2 separate regions of the Homo sapiens genome follow, and region 1 is linked to region 2. A link is an interaction called in ENCODE POLR2A ChIA-PET data of the cell type or tissue named here. Cell type or tissue: A673. All regions are shown on one strand.

What was found. Peaks named below come from ENCODE experiments on the same cell type or tissue, not always from the same donor. Only the 100,000 strongest peaks of a DNase experiment are listed, where the experiment ranks them.
Region 1: POLR2A ChIA-PET joins it to region 2 with 5 read pairs; 2 of 35 experiments call an interaction of 5 or more read pairs at or near these places.

The regions. Positions count from the first base shown.
Region 1 is chr1:87,611,370-87,619,369 of GRCh38, reverse strand. No RefSeq gene overlaps it. Among named protein-coding and RNA genes, the nearest start is that of LINC01364, 240 kb to the right of the region's middle. RefSeq lists an enhancer at 4,368-5,567. In A673, no CTCF peak of the experiment used is centred here; no DNase peak of the experiment used is centred here.
Region 2 is chr1:87,876,129-87,884,128 of GRCh38, reverse strand. No RefSeq gene overlaps it. Among named protein-coding and RNA genes, the nearest start is that of LINC01773, 26 kb to the left of the region's middle. In A673, no CTCF peak of the experiment used is centred here; DNase peaks (open chromatin) are centred at 3,148, 3,568 and 5,048; H3K4me3 peaks cover 612 bases; H3K27ac peaks cover 2,439 bases.

The sequences.
Region 1 (8,000 bases), 260 kb after region 2:
CCCACCTCCCATATCAGTAGGTGTGTAGTAACATCTCATTATGATTTTAATTTTCATTTTTCTGCTAATTGCATTGATCACCTTTTCCCATGCTTATTAGCCACTTGGATGTCATTTTTTATGAAGTACTTGTTCAAGTCTTTTGCCCATTTTTTTTTAATTTGGCAACTTTCTTTTTCTTTTTTTTAATGGAAGCTTTTTATATATTCTATATATAAGTTATTTGCCAGATATTTTACATACATTTCCAAATACATGTACATATATAAAAATACATGTGTATATATATGACATGTATATGTGTAGATATGTAGATATGTGTATATATATGACGTGTTAATACATGTGTATATATATGACATGTATATGTGTAGATATGTAGCTAGATAGCAAATACATTCTCTCAGTCTATGGCTTGCTTTTTTACTGTCTTAATGGCTGCTTTTGATTGAGAAGTTCTTAATTTTAATGTAGTTCAATTAATGTATGTTTTATGTTTAGTGCTTTATTGTATCTTGTTTAAAAAATCTTTCCCCAAGATCATGGCAATATGTCAATGTTTTCTTATGTTTTCTTCTAGATGTTTTATTATTTTGCATTTCACTTTCAGGTTTATAATCCATTCTCAATTAATTTCTTATTTTTGGTGAAATCTCAGTTCCCACTTTTGAATTCTTCTACTCCAAGTAGACTGATAAACTTAATTGCCCTCTCCTAACTCCACCTTTAAAAAAATAATGTTGGATAATTCTGCCTTTCTACTCTGGCCTAGAATTGTGTAGTCTTCTGTATCTGAATTCTAAACTCAGGTCCCAGCTGTGCTGCGTTCTCCTGAGCCTAATGTGCAGTAAGCCTATACTGCTTTATGCTAGTAACTATTTTTATACATGTGTTACTTTGTTTTCAAGTAGCCTCATACTTCTTGGAGGTAGAAATTGCCCATAAGGGTTAACTAATGCTCTGCACATCATGAATGTTCCATAAATATGAGATGCCAGCTGATTGACATATATACTTAATTCACAGGCCATCCGGTGGACCTGCCCAGGACTATCTGCTGTACAGCTATTTCTGTGAGTGGTGCTGCTGTCATGCTCACAGATGTGTCAAATAGAGTCGGACAATTTTTAATTTTATTAAAGTGGTATCGTCAGGCTTTTCAAGGGATATTTTCCAGGTTTATTTCTGTAGTCCTGTTAATAGCCACTACCTTCTTTTCACATATCACACTTCCGCTTGCTTGTTAACATTCCTCAGTTTTCATTTATGGCTCAATGAGTCTGTTTTGCTTTACTTTATTTTAATTACTATAGAATGTACTGGTAACTTTCTGATGTAGTTCCTTTAAAAAAAATAGAATTAAAAGGAAGGAAAAGTATCAAACAGATTCAACTCCACACTCCCTTTCCCACTCCGAAGGGAGAGAAAAAAATTGTTGGGTCTAAATTTGTCATCTGTCTTCTTTAACAGCTACCCTGTGTCTGTCATGTAGATCTGTTGATTTCCAAATATGTCAGTGTACCTGCTCAAAATTATTTTTTTCTGCTTTGTGACTTTAACAGAGGTGTCAGTATTTTTTTTCTAAGTTTCCTTTTTTTTCCCTGCCGCTCATTTTAAAAGAGTTTAAAAACAGATTATTGCTGCAAATATTCTGATTTGTATTAGTGGCCTTGCTTGCTTTGCTCCCCCATATGAGACACAAATGCCTCTCCTTTCACGTAGCTACTTTATTCAGCTTTTCCATTCTGGTTTTTGTCATAATTATCATTTCCTCTTTAAAAAAAAAAAAGAATAGGTATTATGAAAAATTTCTGTAGGGTTCCCTCCCAATTTCCTCACTGCCATTACAGAGCCTCCGTCCCATCAGTCTCGACGGGCGCACTGGATATTCTAACTCTTTGCGTCCCTCTTTTCTCAGAGCAATTGTAATCTGCTTTAATTATGGTGGATATTCCAGCAGCCTGCCCTTCTCCTGGGCTTTAGTATTCCCTACTTCAATACCATACTCACTAGATTTTTTTTTTTAATTCCCCCAAATTAGCTCTCTTGAATTCTAATGCCCTGGTAGGACTGCTCCCATACTGGTTATGAACTCGATCCCACCAGGTTTCAGAGACGTCGACGAAGGCATTGCGTTCTGCATTTCTGCATCCCTAGGAATGCTCCCCGTCATTTCTCAGGCTCCTCTCAGGCCACAGGTCCCTGCTTTCTCTCTGCTTAAATCACCATGGCAGACCCTTCCCTCAGAAAAGGGGAGAAGACATTGTTTTAGATACCTGACACAGGCCGTGACGTTTTAACCCTTGTCTTTTTAAAAACCTCTCCAGTCAGAGAGTTTTTAAGATAACTATTTATCTTTAAATATAACTTTTAAACATTTTTATTCCACACACTAATTTCTACTCAACTCTGCAGTGTAATTCAGATCCCCGAGTGGTTGACCTGAAACCTCTGGCCAAGGCAGTTGCCTTCTATACTTCTTCTCTGCTGCCCGTTGAGATTTCACGCATTCATGCTGTGAGGAAGGAGGCCAATGGCATATATTTTCGCCAGCTAACCATGCCTTCTCCATCAGCACTTGTGCAGACATACCACACCAGTGAACTGAGGTATCTCTCTTTCCCACAAAAATATTAGATTTAATCATCTCAATATAACAAAAACAAAGAAATATTTACCCTCATTTTTATGAGGGTAAAGATTTCAGAGACTCCGTGTTGATCTCTGAGAGTAAGGGTTTAGGATATCTGCCCCCGGGTGGAGGAGATATGCCCGGTTACTCTCAGGTTCATGTTAAATCGACAGTTGGCTCCCAGGCCCCACCTTTATCCTATAATCACTCTGCTCTCCCATTATTCCTCTCTCAGTTGGAATTCATTCAACTGCACTTAAAGAAAACACAATTCCAAATGATTTAAACAATAAAAAGGGATATAAGGCCTTCTGTAGGTGAAAAATCCAGAAGTATCAAATGAGGCTTGATCCAGCCACCCAACATTGTCACCAAGTGTCTAGTTCTTTCTTTTTCTTTGCTCTGCCTTCCGGGCTATCACTTCATCCTAAAGATGACTCCTACCGTGGTGCTCAAATGACAGCACCAACTTCCTGGAGCTATGTGCTTCTCACAGCCAAGAAGGAAAAAAGCATTATTTCAGTATTGCTAATGAGTCCTGATATTCCTCTGATGGGAGCAGCTTTGGTCACAGGGCCCCTCTGGATTCACTGAGGTTGGTAGAGAAAATGCATTCATTGGCCTGACGTGGGTTGCATGCTCTAACTCTTAAATCAGGAAAGGAGTCTGTTGCCAAGAAACACATGCTTTACAAAATGGAAAAGTTAGCTACTAGGGAGGGAGGAAAGGAGGATGTATCTGGGGACAACACAAAGAGTTGAACTATACAAAAATCCTGGCCTTCACTTCTTTCCCTAGGTGCAAAAAAAAAAAAACTCTGCCAAAAACCATGTTGAGTTTACCTGATTTATACTGCAGCCCTGATGTAATACTGGCTTGAGGAAAGACTTCCTAATGGCTGCTCTCACCTTAAAAAGAGCAAACACACACGCAAACAGGGCAAAAGATGCCCCTGGCTTCTGACAGGAAGCAGCTTGGGTGCTTAAGCAAGTGACTTAAAATCTTTCTGCTCTTATTTTTCTAAGACTGAATGTTATTTGGGACAAGTCCAGATGACTGAAAGTTGTTCAACTGTGAGCCCTGTTTAGTCAGATTTTTTTTTTTTAATAACTTCTGGCCAGATGCAGTGGTTTATGCTTGTAATCCCAATGCTTTGGGAGGCCAAGGCAGGAGAACCACTTGAGGCTAGGAGTTTGAGACAAGCTTGGGCAACATAGCGAGACCCTATCTTTTCAAAAAATAAAATAAAACAATTAGCAGGGTATGGTGGCACCCGCCTGTAGCACTAGCTATTAGGAAAGCTGAGGCAGGAGGATCACTTGAGCCGAGGAGTTCGAGGTTACAATGAGCTATGATCATCCCACTGCACTTCAGGCAGGGCAACAGAGCAAGACCCTGTCTCTTAAATAAATAAAATTAAAACTTAAAATACTTCTAAATGGGGTGTGTTGGCTCATGCCTGTAATCCCAACATTTTAGGAGGCTTTGGTGGGTGGATCATGTAAGCTGGGAAGTTCAAGATCAGCCTGGGCAACAATGGTGAAATCCTGTCTCTACAAAAAAAATTACAAAATTAGTTGGGCATGGTTGCGCACACCTGTAGTCCCAGCTACTCGGGAGGATGAGGCAGGAGGATAGCTTCAGGCCGGGAGGCAGAGGTTGCAGTGAGCCAAGATGGCGCCTCTACACTCCAGTGTGGGTGACAGGGTGAGACCCTGTCTCAAAAAACAAACAAAAAACTTCTACATCACAAAAAGATAAAAGAATAATTTCTAAAGATTTTAGTCATATTAAAACACTATCTATACACAACAGTGGAGGTGAATGTTTCTCTGCTACAGTGAACAAACATTCTTCTTTGAGAAAATACATGTATTTAAATGCATAGTATTCAAAGGGTTAAGAAGCAGAACTTGGCCTGTCTGACTTTGCCTTGGATTGTTAGGGGATTTTTTTTGTTTTTGTTTTCTTCAGTAATTCTTGTTCTGAGGACTGTTAGTTTTTTGAAGTCCAGTTATGGGAGATGGATCCTCAGGGTTCCCTGCCAAATAAGAATGAGAGAGCTCAGGTGAGAGGCAGGGTAGGCGAGCTCAGCTGCCCCTAGTGTCTCTTTGCTCTTTCCTTGCTAGGATCATTGCTGGGAAAATAGGTACCCTGTGTAGCTCCAGGGAGTCTATAAATTAGCAACCCACCTTTCTTTCTTTCCTTCCTTCCTTCCCGCCTTCCTTCCTTCCTTCCTTCCTTCCCTCCCTCCCTCCCTCCCTCCCTTCCTTTCTTCTTCAACTGGCAAAGAGTTAAACTTTTTATTTCTTTCTATGTCTTACCTCAGATGTTTTTAATCTAGGCAGAGAGTATGACAATCCAAGGTCTATATTAAGCTGAACTGGGGCATTGAAGACACTTTCTAGACTCAACTGAGGTTCAGAGAAGTGAAGCAACTTGCCTGGGCCACTCCAATAGGAACCGAGCTCTCTAAACTCCTTCCTTCAGATCCCAGTCCTGTCCAAGGAGCAGCACTTGTAAGTTCTCATTGACATCATAATGTTTGCTGAAACTGAAGAAATAGATGACAGAAAAAAAAATTGACCAGCGCTTAGCACATAGTTTCTCTATGAATGACATTACTTTTTCTGAGTGCTTCTCAGAATTGTTCAAGTGTCACCTGTGTCTCACTGCTTTTTTTTTTTTTTCCAGTTTGGTATCCATAATTGACTGTAAAATTGACAAGAAGCTTTGTATATTTGCCCAGCAAACAGAAAGAAACCAGGGAAATGGTTTCTTTGGTTTTGTGACTTCTCTGAAATCTCTTGTTGGAAAGCATGATTGCCAACATCTGTCCCTCCCCAAAAGCTTATTATGGAGTTTTCCTGTCTAGGGTTCTAAGCTAGGACAAAATAAAGGTAACTAATGGTTTTGAGAAGTTAACTATGTTTTCTGCGTGCATTATAAATCATTCACAGTCACTTTTTGATGTCAACCTGAAGAGAGCTCACATTCTCCTGCTTCTTTCAAATGTATACAAATATGGAAAGATTTACTTTGGCTTCTCATCTTGTTTCCTAAGGCATGCTAGTCAAAAGCCTGCCACCCTCTTTTCTATCTTGAAACTAAAAATAAAATGTATTTTCTTCATGGTTTGTTAACCATAACTGGGTTAACTTATAAATATGTCTTCTAAATATATTGTAATTTACTATTCAGAGTGCAATGTGTACAATTTTCATGTGTCCCAAGGCCAGTTGTGATCTACCTGTTGCTAACAATCACTAGCAAATTCTTTGTCAAACAGTCTAGTTTCCAAAGAGTTAAGTGTGGCTTGGACATTTTTTGAAGAATTTTGGGCAAAGTCTTGTAACAGAGGTTTTGTCAATACAAAACTTTGTGGTTAAAAAAAAAATCAAATACTTCTGAAAAAATAATCTGGTAGAATTCCTAAGGCTTGACTTGAAAGGAGTGGGTTAGTCATGTGATCTTGCTGCCAATTAACCTTGGCTCTAAGGCCAGAGGTCAGAACTATTCCCATACCTTAGTCCGCCAGGTGTAGGTTAGGGGGAAAAGGTGGCAATTTGGAGGACAATTTACAAGCCAGATATAATCATCTGAATTGTTGATTCTGTGTCATCCTAAGAATTTATGGCAGCCGGAAGGAAGGCAAATACGTTGTGCTAATTCAAGAAGTTATAGCTTCCTTCCCTGTTAGTCTGTACAGGAAAACTTCTACAGAAGTTGTAAATCTCACCTTTCTGCAAAACTAATGAGATGGTGTCACTGAGTAGGAGGCATAACCTGAGGTCCCTACAAACAGAAGGCAGCATGAAAACGGGCCTCTGAGAGTTTCACCTGGAAACAGAAGAACTAAACAGGAAGCTAGAACCAATCCCATGTAAAGGAGATCATCCTTCATCAGTGGAGGTGACGAAAAGTTGGTTGATTTTCACACTACTGGTCTGTCTAATAATCATGTCTTGAAGCAGGAATAGCTTTTTTTGTTGTTCTCTTTTGATTTTTATTAATTTATTCATTCAGTAAACATTTATTGATCATCTAAACACTGTACTAGGCTCTAGAAAAACGAGTACTACACATATGCAAGAAGTTAATAGGTTGGTAAATAAAGGAGCCAGGAAAACAAATGAAACCAAGGCAATGAGACAAGTACTATAAAAGAGAAAGGATAGCCATGTGACCAGTGACAGGATTTACAAAATGGCTAATAGGGGTTCAGAATTGAAACTATGGCCATGAATCTAAATGATATCATGGACCCCAAAAGTGATTGAACTACAGATCATGATCTCATGTCTACAATAATTAACTGATGGTAGAGGAAACAGTTTAGGTGGTAAAAGAAAAGTCTTCAGACACTCACCTCTGGCCTAGGCCATGCTTTTCAAGGTTGCCTTGACTGTAGTTGAACTACGTTGTTAAAACCACTTGACAAGATGTAAGCTACTTATTTTACATTAAAATGGAACCCCAGGGCTTCCTTGCACATATACTTAATTAATTAATTTCTTCTTTCATTAAGCAATAGATCATAGAGAATGACTTCAGGATAGGTGTAGAATGAGACTCCTGGATCAATTATAAACTATCAACTTGGGATGCCAAGTTATTCAGTCTCAATGTCCTGTAGCTACCTCCTTCCCCTGCTCGTAACAACATATACAACTCCAATGACAACTATGTTCCTTCTAGACTCAAGCTCATCCTTATAGAAAGTTTAACTGCTGAGAAAAGCCACTACAATATTTTCATACAGGTAAAAGCAGGTGGAAATTAATATTAGGGATAATGTTGAAGTGTAAAAATTGATGTAGGTGAAATTGGAGTGGGTTGTAAAAGCATATTATCTGCCACTACCTTGACAAAGATAACAGAGTTTCTGACAAAGAGAAGGACCTAAACAAATATTGATGAATGAAGACAACAAACTTCCACAGGGGCCTAAGGTGGGGTGAAAGAGCTGCCTTTTTTTTATTACTTATGTTTTACCTGGAAAGCTAAAAGGTAAACTTTAAGAGTGCTTTGCATGTGTTATCTCATTTAATATTGCCTATTTTGTACAGATGAGGAAACCGAAGTTGAAAGAAGTTAAAAACTTTCCAAGGGCTTTCCTCAAGCAACAACGAGTAGGCACCAGGGCCAGAATTCAAATTCCAGTCTGAATTTATCTTTTTCCTCATATTATGCTAATACCTCATCACTTACATGTGTCCTGTAGATAAAATGACATTACATTTGAGCCTCCTTTTCTGCTTGATATTAATGCATGAAGAATGAAAAGGCATACATGAGGGAGTGGATATTGGTGTGTGAGGAAGAAAGAAGGCCTCATTCTAGATAATTGTGGCAAATAACCAGTTCT
Region 2 (8,000 bases):
ACAGATTATAAAGACTGAGTCATGTGTGGGTTGTTCAGTGTTTTTGCTTTTGGAATATTTCTTCTCTGCTCTTCTCTGACATCTCAAAATACACACTTACACATTCTGGCAGCACTTAGTAAGTAAAGGTCCAGACATGGGTGAGTGGACTCCCTCTGACCCCTTTACACAGAGAGGGCTGTCTTGACGACTACCTTCACCTAGATGTTCCATAGTGCCACACAATATTCAGTTACATTCGGCCTCTCTGACCAGAGTTTCCTAATGAGTTTGAGGCACGTTCCATCCCTCTCGAGTGCCACTTGCCCTGAATTTATTTAGTGAGTCTCTAGGCCTGGAACAGAGGAAGAGTTCATACTCCCTGGTTATAAATACTATCATTGTATGTGCACTGATTCTCTAAGGTAAGCCACCTACCCAGGGAGGGTTGGGTTTCTTGGAGAGTTTTCACACTGGAGGTATGCCGGAGCTAAAGCATTTATGAATGGAAATCCTGGGGGCAGAGAACTGGGTGTGAGATTCAAACAGAGAGACTGAGTACCTGTTTCTGAAATCATGAAAACAAACCATCCTCTACTCTCCAGGAAGAGCCCTGCACACTGCACACAGGTGAAGCAGGCCACAGCCTTTATGCTGACGGTAGAGAAAGGTTACATCTCTCTCCCAATGCCATTAATTAAAACAATATGGTACAGCTGCAAAATTTACAGTTTGCAAGAAAATTAACCCATTTCACCTAATTTGAGCCTCAAAATACCACAGAATATGTATTGTCAACCCCATTTAAAGGTGAGAAAACCAAGGCTTATAAACTACGAGATTTGTCACCCAGATTTGGTGTGGGAGAGTTGTAATATGAATTGAGACTTTCTCACTCTACATACTTTGATTTCTGCCTCTGAAAACATATATAGGTCCTTTGACAGATATTAACAACTTTCCTTAGTTCTTTTTATAGCTACTTTGGGACACAAGCAGCAAAATTCTTATGGATGAGGACACAGCCAGTTGAACTTTGAAAGAAGCTGGGCAGACTTGTGCCATGACATCAAGTCGCAGGGGAGGACTGGGTAGATTTTTAGGCCTGGGGAAGCCAGTGCATGGGGTCTCAGGGAAGGAGCTGTTAGTCAATGTTCCTAATAGAGGAGAGGAGAGAGGAGAGAGGAAGGGAGCTTGGATAAACTCTAAAGACCAACTTCTCCTTCCCAAGTTTGCCTTGGGGAGCAATACAGTGAGAACCGATTAGTGCAGGCCTTAATGCTTTGTATGTGAAAGTGAATAAGACTTACTGAGGGGAGACTAATGCAAGCAAAGCCTTCATTTCCAAGGAGTAAGTAAAATTCTGCTTGTAAAGATTCCTGATTCCCTATCTGTCTGGGTCACACAGGGCAGCAGTTAGCATGGTAGAACCATGGAACAAATTCCCCTGGAAAGAATGTGTTGAAGAAATGAGTATCACAGAAAGAAAGAAAAATGGGAAAAACCAGGAAATGTTTCAAAGACACTATATCATTGTTACTGGGAGGAAATGCCACAATTAACTTCAGAAGAACTGTATATATGGTGGAAAATCAACTTTGGAAAATGTAAGCAGTGGCCACAGTGGGGCCCTAGCTGGGATTTGAAATAAACCTTCCTTAAGTAGGACATAATTATTTTCTTTGGTTCCTTAAACATTGGCTTTTATAAGCCATAAAACTATTTATTTAATGCAACTGGCCCTACTCTGTTTATCAAGTATAGCTGTAGCCCTAGACATGAAACCCTGGCATTGGCACATAGGCACTCATGTGGGTGACATCAGCTGCAGGTGGAGGTCATCATTTAGTGAGAGACATTGGGGAGGGTAATCAAAAGATAAAATGCCAAAAGCACGTACCACTTCATTCTCCATGCTGAATACCCACTAACCTCGCCAGCCACATTTTATCTATGAAACAGATTTATATTCTGAAATGCAGAACACACTCATCAAATGAATTTATTTTGAATACTGAAGCCAAACTGGATTTTTTCATTGCATCTGTGACTTTTTACATTGAATCTGGATATAGTTTTGCACCCACTTCCAGTCTGGAAAAAGATCTGTCCCACTGAGACTAAGTATTTGGTCTACCCACCTTCCTCTGTGAACCACTATTAAGGTTTCAACTCCCTCACCTTAGTGAACCTCTCCAAAATCTACATTTCTGTATATATTCTCAAGGCTTGGGAAGTTAGATTGCTAGTCTAGATTTCTTCATATCACTTGGCCTCTGAAGAGTTGTCATCTAAAGAATTTTTTGCCGCTAAACTTAACTTTTACATAGTAAGATGTAAACAGAGTAGATACTAAATAAAGACTTTCAGATATAAGTGACAATCACTTTCCTACCTACGTTAAGCTTTGACAACACAAATGAAAATATTTCTTCAGGCAATGCATTTTGACATTGGCAATTAAGTACTAGGTGGTGTAGCCAACAAGTAAGTAATATAATGAGATTTCAATCTTTAAAAAAGTTTGGGATTTTTTTTAACCTGCATTATTTTGAAGTATAATATACACACAAAGAAACCCATAAATCAAAAATCTATAGCTCATTGATTTATCACAAAATAAACACCTCTGTGACTACCCACACCAGCCTCAAAGAATATAACTAATGCATGTTAAAGTTTCCCCTCTAACATTCATTAATTATTTCAACAGATAATTGTTGTGTCCCTACTCTGTGACAAGCACTGCCCTAGGCATACTTACAATATAGTAAGAAAAACAAACAATAAGCAAATAAATACATACATGTCAGCAGACGTATGATATGAAGACAAAGAGAACAGGCTAAGGGACATGAGGTAAGGGTGCAAGGACGGCAGCTATGTTACATGGAGGGTTACCAGGGGTGCCTATGGAGCACAGGAATCATGTCTAGGTTTTCCTTGTGTCTCTGGGTTTTTAGCCCACAGTATCAATTAATAGATGTCAAGCAAATTGAGCAATGATAGAATCACGTATTCATGACAGATCAAAGCAACCAAAAAAACAAACAAACGGAAAACAGCAAAACCAATTGAAAAAATTGTTGGCTTTGTGAACAGCATGGCTAACAAATGGCATTTTATCAGGGAAAAGAAAAAATGGCCATTAAACTTCAAACACTTTGTTAGAACAGGAAATGCCATTCATTTTTAGGCGCTTCCTCCTGAAACTATTGCACTGAATTAAGATTTTACAAGTTCAAAAAACTTTAAACATAGACACTGGACTATTAAATTTGGAACAAACAGTGTTTGCCCATCCATGGTTGGCCTCCAGCTTCTTAAATATTACCCAAATTGGTGATTAAGCATTTAGAAATGCCAGTGGAAGATTAAAAAAAAAAAAAAAGGAAAACCAAAATATCACAAAAGGTAAAACACTCGACACACTAAATGCCCTTCAATGTTAACACTGGCATTGTGGAATAACCTACCAGGTATTACCTTAGGCCTCTGAAATGGAAAGAAACTGACTGGAAAGGCAGAGACTTCCTTTAATCTGGAGGCTCAACTCAATCAAGAATACTACGGCCAAAGTTGTGAAACCCTCAAAGGAATTCCAGTGTGAGTGGGCTTTCTATTTCCTTTCATATAGAAATGACTCTGAGTTTCAATTGAAATGACGTCTAAAAGGAAAATCTCAAGAGCCAATTCAATAGAAAAATAAGCATTTCTTGGGTTTTTGTTTTGTTTTTTGCTGAAAACATTTGAATATATGGCCTTTAAGAAGGAAGGAAGGAAGGAGGAATGAAGGAAGGAAGGAAGGAAAGGAGGAAGGAAGGAAGAAAAAAAAGAAAAGAAAAGAAAGAGAAAAAGAGGGAGAGAGGAAGACAGGCAGGAAGGGAGGGAAGTAAGGAAAGGAGGGGGGAAAGAGAGAAAAAAGGGGGGAAAAGAGACAGAGAGAAGAGGCGGAGCGAAAAAGGGAAAGAGATGAAGGGAGAGAACCAGGGAGGAAGGGAAGAAGAGAGACTATTGACATTGATATCTTGAAAGCTATTAGAAATTTGCAAAAAGAAAAATAGAAGTGAAATGTCTGTAGAAGTCTCCCATGATCCTTTTATTATACCAGGCAGAAGATTATATTAGGCTGTCCTCTGTATTTTGGATTTTTAACATACACATTGGAAATTGATATTCGAAGCCCTATGCCCTACATATAGTAGTTCCTCAATAAACGTATCCTGAAGATACTGATTTTGCTAAATCCATTTCCCACTTCCTTTTTAGTGACTCCTAATAATCCTCAATATTAAGTTAAATCAATAGTAACACAGGTATGGAAATCAGCATTTAAAAACTCATGTAATCATTCATCCTATCAATCAATAAATATTAATTACATTTCAGGCAGTGTGCTTAGATGCTGGGGTTTTAGCCATAAGCAAGGCAGACATGGTTATTGCCCTACAGCTTATAAAATCTAGCTACAGCAACATTTAAAAACCACCATCATTATCATCATCATCATCATCCTTATCATCATCATCCCAGCTAACACGTATTGAGAACTTCCTCCGTACCAGCCACTATTCTAGCATTTTACACACATTAATTCATTCCATCATCATAGCAAAGTTGTAAATAGGTAATAATATTGGCCCCACTTCTCTGATGAAAAAACTGAGACCCTAAGAAATTGAGAAATGTTGAGTTAATTTCAATACAGTGCTAAAGTTGTTATGATCCATATGTGATGGTTAAAATAATTCTTAAAAGCAGCCATCAGAATTGATACAGAAAGAGGATTAAAATTCCTCTTCCCCCACACACCCTCCCTCTGCTTTAAAAAAAAAAAAAATTCTGGAAGTCTTTAAATATTTTCAATTTTAATTTTATATTTTACTTTTCTAACTTCTTAAGAACAGAATCATTGATGATAATGGTTACAGTTGTTTTATATATTTTATGTTTTAGAACTTGTTTGTTCAGTTAGAGAAGATAATACACACTATGTGATGTGATTCAGAGTCTTCCAAAATGAGGGGAAAGGGTGCAGCAATGGATACATAAGCAAAGGAGCTCCCCTTGGGAATTTAAAGCCCTGTTTCATTTTCTGACTTCACTACATAGACTTGCACACCATCCAGGCCTGCAATTGGATAATAACTGTGTCCAGCAACCCCTGGGACCCAATCAATTTATCAACTACTCTTCTGGAGAGATTTTTGGTTACCTCCATCCTGTCTTGTGCTGTGGGGTCTGGCAAAGTTGAAGGGTTGCTAATTGCCATGTTAAATTCTCCTGGCCTCAGCTATTCTCTCCCTTGTGTGTCTCAATCTTTCAGTCCAATTGGGGATGTCCGTAGGAATTTATCTGCACGCCGGGAGCTCAAAAAGCATTTACTGCTAGTTTGTCTGTATCAGCAGAGGAGAAAGGTGGTTTTAGTCAGGGTAGCTGTGCTCTGCATTTTATGATGCTGTTTCATAATGGGAGGTTGCAATCTTCTGCCTACAATAAGATAAAAGGGAAAAGAATTCACAACAACTTGTGTTTGGGGGAAACATTTTCTTGAATTTAAGGTTATCTATCAAGATAACAGTTATTACTAATGTTCTTACCTGATGTTGTCTAAATAAAGTCCATTAACTGACTTTACATTTTCAGGTCCGGTTGCTATAACTTTATTATAGCTGTCAATACCCTGTTCAGAATAATAATTCTAGCATTGATTTCTACTTCTTCTTTGCTTAAAGACCGTTTGGCATCTCAACTGAATTTCTTGAGTTTAAAAAATTCGTGACATTGGGTGGAGGATTTAAAAAGTCATCAGGTGAAAAAAGTCCCTAGGTGACCTTCCCTATGCAATATTTAGACAATTTTATTCCCTTCCACAAAATATAGAATCAGTGACTTGGAGTGATTATTTTTCTCCCTCTACCTTCAAATTTAAAAATATTTTTAGAAAGCATGGGATGCATTGACATCGTTTTTGAAAACTCATTATATAAACATGGAAATGCTTGTTGGTTAACCATGACGCCATCCCTGATCTGACTGATACATGTTTAAACTCATGTAAGAACATACACACACTCACACACACACACACACACACACACCCTCTTCCTATAAAAAAACTCAAATTGTGAAATAGTACAATTTCTTTCAGAGAGAATATATTTGACATATACATGTTAGAGAATGGGCTTTGTTTCTCAAAGATTAAAGAACAACGTTATTTGCATTACCAACCAAGGGCAAGATCCACAACATTTTTCTCTCTGGGCAGAAGTAAGAGAGGTGAACTGATGATGTCAGGTATATTTGAATATTATACGACTAACTAACGTGGTGGAAGATATGCTGCTGGCACTGTGATGCAGTCATAGTGAAGGTCTATTTCAAAGGAATATGGACTGAAGGACCCGTAGGTGCTCTCGACAGGTCCTTTTGGCCTCCTTCCTGCTTTGAATGCTGCTTACTCTCTCCAGACCTAGTGATGAGGGCTGATGCTCACACTTACTAACAAAGGGCATTTAGAGATCTGGATTTTATTTCTGAACCAGCCAAATCATGCTCATTTTCCTAATTATATTTCTTCTCTTTCAGTTAGGTCTTAAACTCATAGACTTCTCAAAGTCCACCTAACATGGTAGAAAGAGCACCAGCTTTGGACTCAGAAATACCTGAGTTATGATCCTGACTCTGGCAAGGATAAAGCGTGAGGCCCTGGGCAAATTATTTAATCTTTTGGAGATCCAGATTTCTTAAGTGGAAAATGGAAATTTGCCTGCCTTGCAGAGCTGTTTGTGAGAATTTAATAAAACTTCACAAATATAGTGTCTAGCATAGTATAACTTACATTGGAGGAACCGAATTATAATAATAAAGGAAAATAAACAGGTAAATAAAAACATAATGTATTGTGATCTGGTATTTTTGTTTTTCCTTTTTCAGGGACTGCAATGTCATTTCTGGGGAAATACTAGTTTTCTAATGAAACAGTAATTAAATTAAAACCAAAATGAAATATCATCTCACACATGTTAGCATAGCTATTTTCAAAAAGGCAAAGATAACAAGTGTTGATGAGGATGTGGAGAAAAGGGAATAGATATACATTGTTGGTGGAAATGCAAATTAGTACAGCCATTATGGAAAGTGGTATGGAGATACCTCAAAAAATTAAAAATACAACTATCATATGACCCAGCAATACCACTTCTGGGAATATAAACAAAGGAAATAAAATCCAGATCTCAAGGAGGTATCTGCGCCCTTATGTTAATGCAACATTATTCAAAATAACCAAGATATGGAAATAACCTAAATGTCTCTCAATAGATGAATGAGTAAAAAAAATTGTGGTATACACACACACACACACACACACACACACACACACAACAACAACAACATGGGTGAACCAGAGGATATTATACTATGTGAAGTAAGCCAGACCTAGAAAAAATAATAGTGCATGAGCTCACTTACATGTAGAATCCAACATAGGCAAACTCACAGAAGCAGAGAGTAGAGTTGTGGTTGCCAGGGATGGGGATGGAGTGGGATGGCAGGAAATGGGAAGTTGTTGATCAAAGAGTCCCAAGTTTCAGTTACACAAGATGAATGAGCTCTGGAGATCTAATACATAGTGCAGTGATTACCATTAACGATGCTGTATTATACACTTGAGAATTGCTAAGAGGATTGATCTTAAGTGTTCTCTGCAAAAGAAAGAAAGAGAAAAGAGGGAATGGAAGGGAAGGGAAGGGAAGAAGGGAGGGAGGGAGGGAGGGAGGAAGGAGGGAAGGAAGAAAGGAAGGAAGGAAGGAAGGAAGGGAAGGAAATGGTAACTATGTGAGGTGATAAATGTGTTTATTGGGTTTAGTGCAGTGATCATTTCACAATGTGTACATATATTAAAATGTCAAGTTGAACACCTTAAATATATACAACAGCTATGTGTCAATTATGCCTCAATAATACTGATTTTAAAAAAAAGAGAGAGATTAGTTTCCAGGTGCTTTCCCCCTTTA